2 separate regions of the Homo sapiens genome follow, and region 1 is linked to region 2. The links are chromatin contacts, found by Hi-C in ENCODE. All regions are on one chromosome and are shown on one strand. Each heading gives the region's core, a stretch centred on a gene start or an enhancer-like site at or near the end of the contact. The rest is flanking DNA. Distances are from core to core; before and after follow the strand shown.

The links. Hi-C counts contacts between places; a loop is a spot of excess contacts on that map. Pooled maps may share reads with other maps.
Region 1: a pooled map shows a loop between it and region 2 (2.9-fold over the local background). The contact joins two enhancer-like sites. A Hi-C loop is called at or near these places in 3 of 168 maps with a recorded cell type or tissue (CD8-positive, alpha-beta T cell, GM12878 and PC-9), 1 of 37 single-sample maps with no recorded cell type and 11 of 50 pooled maps.

Annotation. Positions count from the first base shown.
Region 1 is chr15:39,410,358-39,416,937 of GRCh38, reverse strand. All of the region lies in intron 1 of LOC105370777 (a long non-coding RNA gene), which reads left to right. Among named protein-coding and RNA genes, the nearest start is that of LINC02915, 160 kb to the right of the region's middle. Within about 2 kb of position 5,182, at least 3 of the 41 ENCODE cell types and tissues checked have a DNase peak (open chromatin) inside an H3K27ac peak, as active enhancers do.
Region 2 is chr15:39,123,858-39,129,586 of GRCh38, reverse strand. All of the region lies in intron 1 of LOC105370777 (a long non-coding RNA gene), which reads left to right. Among named protein-coding and RNA genes, the nearest start is that of LINC02915, 120 kb to the left of the region's middle. Within about 2 kb of position 4,171, at least 5 of the 41 ENCODE cell types and tissues checked have a DNase peak (open chromatin) inside an H3K27ac peak, as active enhancers do.

The sequences.
Region 1 (6,580 bases), core at 3,933-6,432, 290 kb before region 2:
GTCTTTGACACTGTGTCAGCTGGATTCCCTGGGAAGAAAATGCTGAGATGGAGCTAGAGGTTTATGGAGTGGAGGGATAATGCCTATGAAAGGGGAAGAACACAGGATTGAGCAGGGGATGTCTTCAGAGACCCATGCGAATATCATACCTGTGGAAGGAAAAGGGGGAGGAAGTAGGACTAAGAATCGGGAGTCTCAAACTATAATGCAGATCTGACAAAGTCTAGGGAAACCCAAAAGGGGGCTCCAGAGAAAACGATTACAGGAGTCCTGCCTTAGGTAGAAAGGAATGGGCGCTAATATCCCTGCTGTGTGCGGTCATTGGCTAACAGCTGCCTGGGGAAAGTGTAGCTTGAGCACAAAAGCTGAAGCAAATCCTGAAGGTGCTAATGGCTGGAGCTTATCAGCTAACTGCACTTCCTGCAGCCAAATAGCAAGCTCTTTCTTGAAGGGACATCTGGTAGCATGCCTCCATGGACACACAGGCATCCTCCTGTATTTCCCCATCTTGCTCCATCATACCCATTCATATGAAATCCATGATTTGAAGTCATTTTAGCTCCCAAACATTTTTCAGGTTGGCTTATTTCTTCATATCTTAGACGCTAGACCAAGTTACTGTCCTTTCTGTCCTGGACCCATGACCAACGTGATAAGCATGTGACCAGTGCAGTCATACAGGGACCCTTACTCCAAAGGACCCTCAACTTGGGATTTTATGCTCTGCATGAGCTGTCTTGCACTGCTTAATGCCAATTTTATCTCTGAACTTACATTTTGTAAGAGGAGAGTGATGGGACCATGTGCCTTGGCTCATACACTGTTCCATCTCCTGCTGCCTCTCTGCTTCCCTTGAGGGTTCTTGGCTACCCACTCCCTGGTTCCTGGTGCCCCAGGCTACATCTGGTCTCCTCTTGCCCACCTCGATGGCTGCTGCCGCCTCCTGCCTCTAACAGGTACCTGGCCACAGGTGTGAGGAGGGTTGGGGTTGGGTGTGGGTTCTTGGGACTGAAAATGGTGATGACCATCCCTGCCAGGGACTGGCAATGCCATGGCACATTTAGCACATGACTCAGCAGGGGTGTGCTTCTTGCACATCCCAGATTTACTTCCTAATGTGGAGGTTACAATTCTTTGTGAGTTCCCCTCTCCTGTGGGTTGGGGTGGCAGGCCCATGGGAAGGGCAGACACCTGGCTCAACTTCCCCACTTCCAGCTGGGGCAGGGAATTTCAAGCTGGTGGCTGACCCTGGAGCAGTTGGGCTTTGTCACAGGGTGGTACTCCCTCCTGAGTGCCAGTGAGAATCTGCACTCACCCCAGGAGTATCCCTGTGCCCAAGAGAGCGTAATACTCAGTAGCAATTTAAAAACCACAGGACCCATTAGCACAGGAGAAAGGAATAAACTTAATGTTTTCCTACCTTTAAACGCACTTTTATCCTTCTTTGTGAGCAAGGGTCCTTTCATTTTGCTTTGCACTGGTCTTTACATGTTATGCAGCTGGTCCTGCCTCTGGTAACTTCTAGCTGCCTCTTGACATCCGCCCTTCCCTCCCTCCAATCTGCTGTCCACATTGCAATGTTCCAAACCTAAATCTGATCAGGATACAGCCTCGCCCCAGGTGAGGTTGCTGCATAGCTCCCCATCACTCTTAGGGTGGAGTTGCCTAAGTCCTGTAGCACAGGCTGACCATGCTCCAGCCTCACGACATGTGTGGCAGTTCCCCCACATGCAGAGAGCTCCTGCCCTGGCATGCTCTCTCCCAGGAGGCACACTGGGGTCTCCAGGAGCACCCCTGAGCCTGGGGCTTGGGGATGAGTGGCCCACCTTTCTTGTCCCTCAGTGAGACAACTCTGAAGTATGTTTTACATGGGATCTCAGAAGTCCTAGCGGGACTGAGGCCCAGTTGCTCAGGTGGAAATCCACTGTTGCTGTCCTCCTGTCTTTTCTCACTTTCCTCCTCCCTCACTGAGCTCTCTGAAATCATCTGCTAATTAAACTATACTTGAACCCAGTCCTTGTCTCAGAGTCTGTGTCTAGGGAACCCAACTCAATCTGGCCCCACCTGCCCTCATCCTGCACTCCCTCTCGAGGTCCCTCTGTGTTTGTTGACTGTGCCACACTCCTGCCTGCCGTGGCCTCTGCAGGTGCTGCTCATTCTTTCTGAGATGTTTCCCATCTTCTGTGCCTCTGAATTCTGCATTAATCATTAATTCCTAACCACTCCAAGCCTTTCCTAACTTCAAAGTTATAGCTAGGTTCTTCGATTACATATTTTCAGAGCCTCTGTTTCTTGTGCATCAAGAAACAGTTTGTACATTTAGGGTCATTATGAGAATTTGATTAACATCTACCTTGTCCAGTAGCTGTCAGCTTCCTGAGAGGAAAGACCACATGCCTTATTGCTTTCCACTTTCTCTCCAAAGCCATCACAAAGCCTGAGTCTTTACTGGTGCCCAATAAATAATTACTAGAAGCTTGATGAATTCAAAGACATTTAAAAACTGTCACAGAAGCCGCTCGCAGCATACAAAACCTCTGAGTCATTTAAGCTGTGTGACATGGGGCAAGTTCCTTAAATTTTCCAAGCCTCAATTTCCTAATGTGAACACGGAATAATAATCATACCTGTGTTTTAGGGCTCTCTTAAGAATTAAATGAGATAATGCATGTAACGGGCTTAGCAAGGTGAGTGCTAATTAAAATGCTGTTTGTTTCTCTATGTATGCAATTTGTGAAAATATTAGGAATTATATGGAAGGATGACTATAAAGCAGAAAACAACACCTATGATAAAAGATAAAAATGAAGGAATCAGTGTGTCTGGCAAAAAAGATGAGGGAGTATGAATTGCTATACAAAAATATATAGACTTATTCCCCAGAATTGGGGCTCTTCTCCATCTTCACTGAATACGGGCTACAAGAAAATTTTGACAAACTGCAGCACATTAGATAAAAATTAGCTGTAAAGTTGAATTTCCACTAGGGCCCCAAGTTTACTGTTGTCTCCCAGTCAATTCTCTCTATTCTTAAATATTGTCATTATAATTTGGTTATGTTTAGCCTGCACTTTGTGTTGCAACAGGTTTGTGATGTGTCACTAGAAGCTGAAGTCAGTGTTTCAGGGCAGTATATTAGTTTCTACTCAGGCACAACTAGCAACACATCCTGTCTTTGCGTGTTTTCTGTTTCATGTGCTCTCCAGATGAGCAATTAACATTTAAATGCTCATTTTGGTGTTCTTTTTAAAAATGAGGAACTGTCAGACATTGAAACATACTTGTGACATGATTCTTAGAAGTAATTGAAAATTGAGATGGGTGAACTGTTGCCTAGGACTTGAATTTCTACAGGCCAAGCCTTATTTGTGTATTTACTTAATATGTAATATATGTATTTTTGTATTTACATATTTACTTAATATTTCTATTATACTCTATGTGTATTCATTTAAATATTTAGACATATAAGCATTGTTCATTAAGCACCTTCTAGGAAGAAGTGATACATGATTCAGAGAAGAGCTAAAGATGTTTCCAGTTCCAGGGAACTTTGATAGGAGAGTTGTGAGTTTACATCACAGATAAATCCTCATTTGATCAACAAGTATTCGTTAGCACTTGCTATATTCCACTCTTCGAAGGTACTGGCCATATAACCTTGAACAAACAAGAGTTTTACTTTCTTAGAGCCTGTAGTACGTAATTCCAGATAATGGTGATAAATGTCATAAGAGAGGACTAGCAAAGCACTCAGTAAATTTAGAAAGCAAGGAGCACATCCATCCAGGAAGCTTTCAAGGAGAAGATGGGCCTTAAAGTAAAGGCAGGGGTCTGCCAGCTAAAGAAAGGGTCTAAGGCTTCCAGGTAGAAGAGGGGCAAGGATGATGTCCAAGGGTTTGAACTCATAAACAATGTCTAGGTATAGGGGATTGCAAATCATCTATTAAAGAGTCAATCGAAAAAACAAAACAAAACAAAACTACACAACCACAAAGGAGTGGAGCGAAGCCTGCAGAACAGGATTCCTTAGCCTCAGCAGTACTGAGACTGGTCAATTCTTTGTGGCAGGGGGCTGTCTCATGCATTGTAGGATATTTAGCAGCATCTCTGCTCTTTATTTATTAGATACTGCCAATACCACTAGCATACCTGGAGTCATGACAAAAATGTACCCTGGATGCAGGCACAATGCACCTCCCCTTCCTCTTAGGGACCACCACAATAGAGTGGGCCCAGACTGTGAGGATCCTTAACTATCACAGTGAGGAGTACTGATTATAACTGGATGTAAAGGGTCCACCAATATCAGCTGAAGGATTATACTGTTAGCTTTGTGCATCAGATTGGAGTTTGAAGATATTGAAAGGGCGAGGGGAGATATTTGATGGAGAACTATTAATAAGAGATTAACCAGGTAGTGAGAGAAAGGACAAAAAGAAATAAGATGGTAGAAATTATATTATTAATCTGCCTTTGCCACTTGTTTCCAGGTCTTTTGCATCTCTTGTTAGGTTGTTTTATTCTTCTGATTGTTGAAGTGCTCAAAGCCTAAACTTGCTCTTTGAGGGGCGTTATAAAACTTCAGATCATTTATTTGTCATAGATGAAATAGGTTCCTCAAAAGATAGTTCTCTCTGGGGGAAGTGAAGGATGTGAGAAAACTTGTAATAATCTGGGTTGACTTTGGATTGTGGAAAGTTGAAATGCAAGAGACTTAGCTCCTTTCAGTGCTCCCTCGAGATAGTTTCATGCTGGCAAGAACTGAAATGATATACTCAAAGATTAGAGAAATAGCTAAGCCTTCAGCAAGTTTATAGAGGAAAGAACACATTCATCCAGGAAATTTTCAAGGAAAAGATTTGATATTTATGCAATTTTATAGACAACTTGGGAAGGGCAACTTAATGAAGCCCACATTTATCAGTAGTATGTGGGGTGTGTGTGTGAGAGAGAGAATGAGAGAAAGTGTGAGTTTGTGTGTGTGATTCCTTCCTCCTACCTTACCATCAGTGCTTGAGCTTACTCTGCATGCCTCTTGAGGATTCTCACTCTTAGTGTGGTCATAGACAGGAAATGGAAACCTGGTGGTTTCCAAGCCCATCGCTTTTGCTGATACACTGTGGGATGTTGGGCAAACCATTTCACCTCCCTGTGCCTCTGCTTTAGGTCATTGAGAATGAGGAAGCAAGATTCCATCAAACATTTAACTTTCAAAATCAGCTGTGGTCCAAGAGGTTGAGTGTCCTGGCTAATTGGCTTCCTCTTAGTTAATCTCCCATTTCTATGTTATGATCAAACTTTGATTGTGGTAGAGTCAATGGCTGCTCTGTGTCTGTGGTTTTAACGCAAGTCTGATCTTGAGTCTGGGTATGTGCATAGGTCTAAATCTTAGCCTGTAATAAGCCCTCTCCAAATCCTTCCTGAGGCTCTGGGCTAAATATGTCCTGGAAGTGAGAAGCAAGGTACAAGATGCCAGGGCAAAAAGAAAACACCACCTGAATAATCTAGTAGGTAGAGCCAGCTTTTAAAGATAAGTTTGCCTCCCTGCTCAGACAATTGATCTCTGCACTCAAAAGCAAATAAGTCTGTCTTACCCATTGTTTTCTTTTTTTGTTTTAACTCGAAATATGTCAGTGAAGTACTTCCTAGGTCTGGGAAACTGGGCAGTTGCAGAAAACAAAGTTCCCCTTGCCAGGGAGGTTACATTCAAGTGTAACCTGGGAGGAGACAGAAAATAGAGAAATACGTTTTTTCAAGGGGTTAAAAATGATAAAAAATAAGATAGAGGAGTCAGGATGATAGTGAGATTTTAATCTTTTAGGTAGGGTGGCCAAGGGGAGCATTTCTGAAAAGGTGGTATTTAAGCAGCCATCTGAATGCAGTGCGGAAAGGAATGCCACAGCCGTTTTTTGGGGGAGCACCCCAGGCACAGGGGAGCAGCAAGTTAAAGGTCGTGAGGAGAAGTGAGCCTGGAGTGTCAGAGCACAGAAAGCCTTTGCTTGAGGTTTAAACTGTCCAGGAATAGGCTGAGGAAGACCCGGTGGTGCTGGGATACAAGAAGAGGCGTTCAATTATTCTGTTGTATCTTTCCGGTTTTATCACTTCCAACTCAGAAGTGTGCGACAATACTATTTGCCCTATAGTTTACTAGAAAAAGCTAGATTGTACTTCTGGATAAATCAACCATCTTGAAAGGAGAAATCTGCAGGGAAGAACTTGAATGAGGTAGCTTTGCACCTACTGGAATGGGAGCCAATACAAATGGATTGTGCGATTGGGGTCGGAGCACTGGGGCCTAAAAGATACTTGAGAATCGTAGTTACTATCTATGATAGCTCCAGGGCACTGTGAGGCTTTGGAGTGTCCTCTTAACCTAGGGACTCCAGAGAAGGTTAGCAATAATTAACACATGGCTCCAAATCCATGATATTTCATTTCCTTCCAGATGGGGTACTGTGTTTTCATTTATTGCCATTCCTCATTGCAGAGAGCACAGCAATAGGAAAATCATGTGCACGTAGTCAATATTTATTGAACATGTTGTAACTGAGTCATAGACCTAGGAATCTGGTGATAC
Region 2 (5,729 bases), core at 2,922-5,421:
CTTTATGGCTGGAATATTAAAAACTTAGTGGCTCTGGAGTTCGAGACCAGCCTGGCCAACATGGCAAAACCTGGTCTCTACTAAAAATACAAAATTAGCCAGGTGTGGTGGCGCACACCTATAGTCTCAGCCAGTCAGGAGGCTGAGACGAGAGAATTGCTTGAGCCCAGGAGGCGGAGGTTGCCGAGATCACACCACTGCACTCCAGTCTGGGCAACAGAGCAAGACTCCATCTAAAAAAAAACGAAACAAACAACCAAACAAAAAACAACTTAGTGGCAGTAATAACCAAATGAGCTTTGGTAAGTGAAATCTCATACTGATGGGCCCAAGCATAGGCTCCACTCTTGTGACCATGGCTATTCTGTTAATACACCTGTTGTACCAGCTGTAGGGTGGACAGTGACAGAATGGCTGATGTCTTCCGGTCAGTACTTCTGCTGAAGTCATATGGAATGTGTACTTTAGTTCTAAAGGGAGACATTGCGGTAGTGCAGAACAGCATCAACTACACCAGATAAGGGATCATAATGGTTTCATGGATTGCATAGTGAGTATGAGAAAAGGGAGGAGGCAAGGATGACTCCTAGGTTTTCCACCTAATTATCATGGTGAATAGTGGAGCCACTCATTAGGTGGAAAGACTGGGGAAGTGTAATTTTGGAAATGGGTGAAAGGGTAAATGGATGGAATTTCAAGAATTTGGTTTAGTGTACATTCAGTTTAGTACACATTTAGTACACAAACATCTTGTGGTCATTTTGCCACTTTTCTGAAGGAGGTAGCATCTTAAAGATCAGTGTCCTAATGGGCGTTTCTTTTCTCCCAGGCTGGAAGAATTGAGACTGGTTGATTTTATTTTAAGCCTTTGTATAGCTCTTTGTGAAGATAACTTAGTACAAATGCTAAACAAGAGAGCATCACCCATTTGTTTGGCCTTTTCAAAATTTACATCCATCTAACTTGATCCAAACAAGCAACTTCTCTTTACCAGGAACCCCATAACTTGCTCACTTGGCACGCAAGGATCTCCTGTAGCCCACAACTGAGTTATTGCCACCACAGAAGGAGGAAGGGGAGGCTTGTTTTTCACTGTAGTGAGTTGGCCTGCTGCATGATTTCAGAGGCTGGGATTCAGCACACAAAGGTTACCTACTGTATTTAACCAGTGAGTGACTCATCAGGACAAGAATGTGGGTAAAGGGCCTCTCAAATGGTGACATTCTGCAGTTCTGCTCTTGTCTCTACAGCTATAGGCTGCAGTTGAAAGAAGAAAGGTGGCTCTTAGTGGACTAAAATAGGGGGCTGCATCACATATATACTCTGTTCATCCAGGCAGTGGCACATGACTTTGTAGGAGTGAAATGCACATTTTCCCAATCTAATTGTTTTCCAGAATCATTCTCTGTGTGGGAAATAAACCTCATCCTCCTGGCCTTAGAATTCTTAACATACTATTTGCTCTCCTAGGAGTTTTGGTACTTCGCCAAACTAATTGCTTATCTCAATGACTAAGGACAATTTAACAATAAAATTTCCTGGACTCTAATGCAGGAATTGCTGACTCATGAGGCCTGGAGAAAAACCCCAGAAACATATACTTTTGAAGGTAAACTTGTTTTTTTAAAGTATAACACACAGAAAAGTTCACAGAATTACATGTGTAAGTTCGAGTAATTGTCATGAAATGTGCATTCTCATTTAACGCTTTTTGTTTCCTATTTTGTAACTATATGTCTATTTCAAGGTCATGTTTTCTTTAGAATCCATATTTTTAAAGATCTCTATGATTCTGCTGCATTAGAGGTTTAAGAAAATCCAGTTTGGAGTATTTGAAATCTGTTAAACAATGTTATATACCAGAAGAAGTATCTCAGGTCTGAGTTAATAATAGTGAGGTTTGGTCCAATGTCAACAATGTCTTTCCTAAAGCACTAAGTGAAAGGGAGGGGAATTAAAAACCAAGGTCTGATATCATGGTCTGTTGAGGACGGATGGGGTAGGTGTAGAGTAAATGAAGAGTAAGTAACGTTGGATTGCTATGTCAAGAACAAAAACTGAGGAAACAGAGCCAAGCAGCTTTCCAGTTTTGGGTTCACAAGCTAAAAGGGGATAGAGCAGAATTTCAGAAAGAGAAGAGACTTGGGCCTTATGGCCTAGGCTATATCTGGGAGTGTCCTCCCTTGACAAGGGTCATCAGGATTAACCCCTCTGCACCCTCCTTGCCTGCTTTGAGAAAGGGAATTTACTCCACTGCTAGTCTATCTGCATTCTTACCATATTTTGGAAAGTTATTCTATTGTTCTATTACAGAGAAATCTTTGGCTAGAATTCAGTGGGATAGGCAGTAAAACATGTTCTTGCTTGGGAATGAAAAAAGACCAACAACAAAACTAGTTTTCCATCCCAGCTTGACCACTTATATTTTTCAATAAATTCCTAATTTTATCCTTTTAAACATAGGTACTGTTACCTTTGGTGCTGCTAAGACCCAAGCTCTGGAGTCAGACTAATAGGGTTCAAATTCTTGCCTGTGATTTTGGGCAAATTGCTTAATATGTTCCTTCATCTGTTAATTAGAAAAAATAATAGGGCCAGGCGTGGTGGCTCATGCCTGTAATCCCAGCACTTTGGGAGGTCGAGGCGGGCGGATCACCTGAGGTCAGGAGTTCGAGACTAGCCTGGCCAACATGGCGAAACCGCGTCTCTACTAAAAATACAAAAATTAGCTAGGCGTGGTGGCAGGCGCCTGTAATCCCAGCTACATGGGAGGCTGAGGCAGGAGAATCACTTGAACCGGGAGGTGGAGGTTGCAGTGAGCCGAGATTGCACCATTGCACTCTAGCCTGGGAAACAAGAGTGAAACTCCGTCGAAATAAATAAATAAATAAATAAATAAATAAATAAATAAAAATAATATCTATTTATTAGGATTGCCATGTGGATGTAGAATTGTTTGAAGCTCCTGGCACGTAGGAAACACTCAATAAATCCTAGCTACTATGGTGCTATACTCCTCACCTTAATAACATCTGCAATGTATTTTGAGTTCCTTTTAAGTAAAAATTATATAAATATATGATTAAAATATTATATTTCAAGGCAACATAAGTCATAAAATCAGAATTTCTTAAATATTGCCCACATCCATTTTTGGAATAATTTAACCTTCACCACTTATTCACTGCGGGAGAGAACTACGAATATTATCCAGTGACTATTACCCAAGACTTACAGGTCTGAAAGAATGTTGCCAGAACCTAACAGACATTATTATCAGGGAAAGTCATTCCTAACTACAAATGACAATGTGATGCTCCATATTAGCATTAAAGAACAGTAGTTGCATCCTTGTTCTTCTTCAGGTAATGAATGAGCCATCTCCACATTTTGGTAAAGTAGGTTATTCACCTGCAGGAAACTGTAAGACTAAATTCTGATTCCGCAAAGACCAGGAAGACCCACCACACAAAACCACAACTGCTCCCCCTGATGGCTGGTGCCTAGAATTTCACGCATGCATCTTAGAAAATCCCATCAGGCTAAAACAACTTTCCTATGAACATCAATAATGTGTCAGTCCATGGACACAGGAAGGGGAACATCACACACCGGGGACTGTTGTGGGGTAGGGGGAGAGGGGAGGGATAGCATCAGGAGATATACCTAATGCTAAATGACGCGTTAATGGGTGCAGCACACCAACATGGCACATGTATACATATGTAACAAACTTGCACATTGTGCACATGCACCCTAAAACTTAAAGTATAATAATAATAAAATTTAAAAAAAGAATACCATAAAAATAGATTTGAAAAAAAAATAATGTTTCAGCCATTAACACTCTCCTATATTTTATAGAGAAGCCTTAGAATAAAGGCATCTCAAAATGAAAGTTGAAGGGAAACTATAAAGCTGGAAAATACATTCAGGATGGGAGACACAGTGAAGGTCAGCTTTGCTGATTTCATAGTTCTGTGTGAATCCAGCACTGGTTACCTGTATACATTGACAATAATCATATGCTTACCCTAATATCTAGAATGGAGAAAAGACTATTTAGGGGGCTGGGAAACCCACTGTTTGTCAAACTAAAGAATGTTTGATTATCTTTCATGACTCCTCATACCATCTGGTGAGTAATAATGAGCTCATTCTACTTCATTGATTCCAACATTTGATATTTAAAAGTGGTAATAAAGACCTTCATTACCTCTAGCTAACTTGGATCTGACTATGAACTGTTTACAAAATTCCAGTTTTCAAAGGGAAATTCTTTTAGGAGAATGCTAGGCAAATGGTGGCCCACGTTGAGGGAGTAAATTGACTCTGTAGTCAGCGAAGTGATTATTTTTGTAATGGAGCCCACAGCAAAACCCTTTGCAGCACTCAGAAGTCATCAACAGAGCTTGTTCTTGGCAAACCAGAGCATTCTCTGCTTCAGAGAATTACTTTCTAATTACTAAAAACATGATACGGGAGGAACACATGTTGGCTCCAACCAAGTGTATAAGTGGTGGAAAAGTTCAGTGTAACTGTTCAGCGAAACTGTGAAGAAGTAGAGTCTATGGGACTGTTGCTGGGAACATAGGAGTGGATGGGAGCCAGGTTTTTCTTCTCTTTGTGGGATTTGGGAGTTAGGTTATATGTCCTGTCTTTGGAAATTAAGAACTGTTGATATTCAAGGATAATCAAGGAAAAGCACTTCCAGGAATGGGAAGGTACATAGGCTAATTGTATCAGTACAGCCTGTTGCCCTGTGGACTTTGGCTGCCGCGGCCATATGATCTAACTAAGATGTTAAAATAGCAGATGAACATTTGCTAGATGAAGTAAGTTTGTCCTGATGGCTAGTTCCACTCTTCACTCTCCTGATTGAAAAAAATGTTGGCTTTCCTTCACTGCGGTGTTCACTAGATAGAAACTAAAACCGGCTCTGTGAAGTGAGTGGGAGGGTGAGGAAGGAAAAACAGTCCAACTAAAGCAGCTGAAGTAGGAAAGGGTCATGTGAGGAAGTGGAAGAGGTGAATGCCCTGGAAAAGATGGATGGAGGCATTTTTCTCAGCCATTTCGTGGTTGGATTGGGAGACACTGAATTTGGAAAAGCAGTCAGACAGAAGCGTTCCGGATAGCCAAGCTGTTGGCGTACCACCGAGTGCCAATTCTCAGGGTGTTACCCAGTCATTCTTGGGGTTTGTTTAAACATGGCAAGAGTTCCTGGGAAAAACCTGAGGCCACATTACTTAGCCATTTGAACTGCGAGTCCAAAGTAATTTTTTAGCAATTACAGTAGCATATGTATTTGCAGAGCAAAGACGAGTCACCAAGTCAGAGGATGTCTGTTGTTCACAGTGTCAATATGAAACATCAGCATGCTCCTGTCTTAGTTATGGGAATTGAGCCCTGGTCCATGCTCCAGCTCTGCCATCTCCAAGGTAGTATCACAAAGCTAAATTGTGCCCCTGGACTTCTTCCTGGATGTAATCTAGGACTTGCCCTGGGGATGAAGGCAGAGTTATCCTTATTCCCACTTCTACTTCTGCCATTCCACTTTCTGTGATTACTTCGATGTTTCTCTCCCTACCTCTCCCCAGCTCATTTTATTCAGCTCATTTCCTTTTGACAAGTAACCATTCACTGACTAGCGAGTACCTGATTCAAGGAATACAAGATGACCTATAGTAACTTATACTCTGTTAAATCTAGATGATGTGACTGTAGAATGA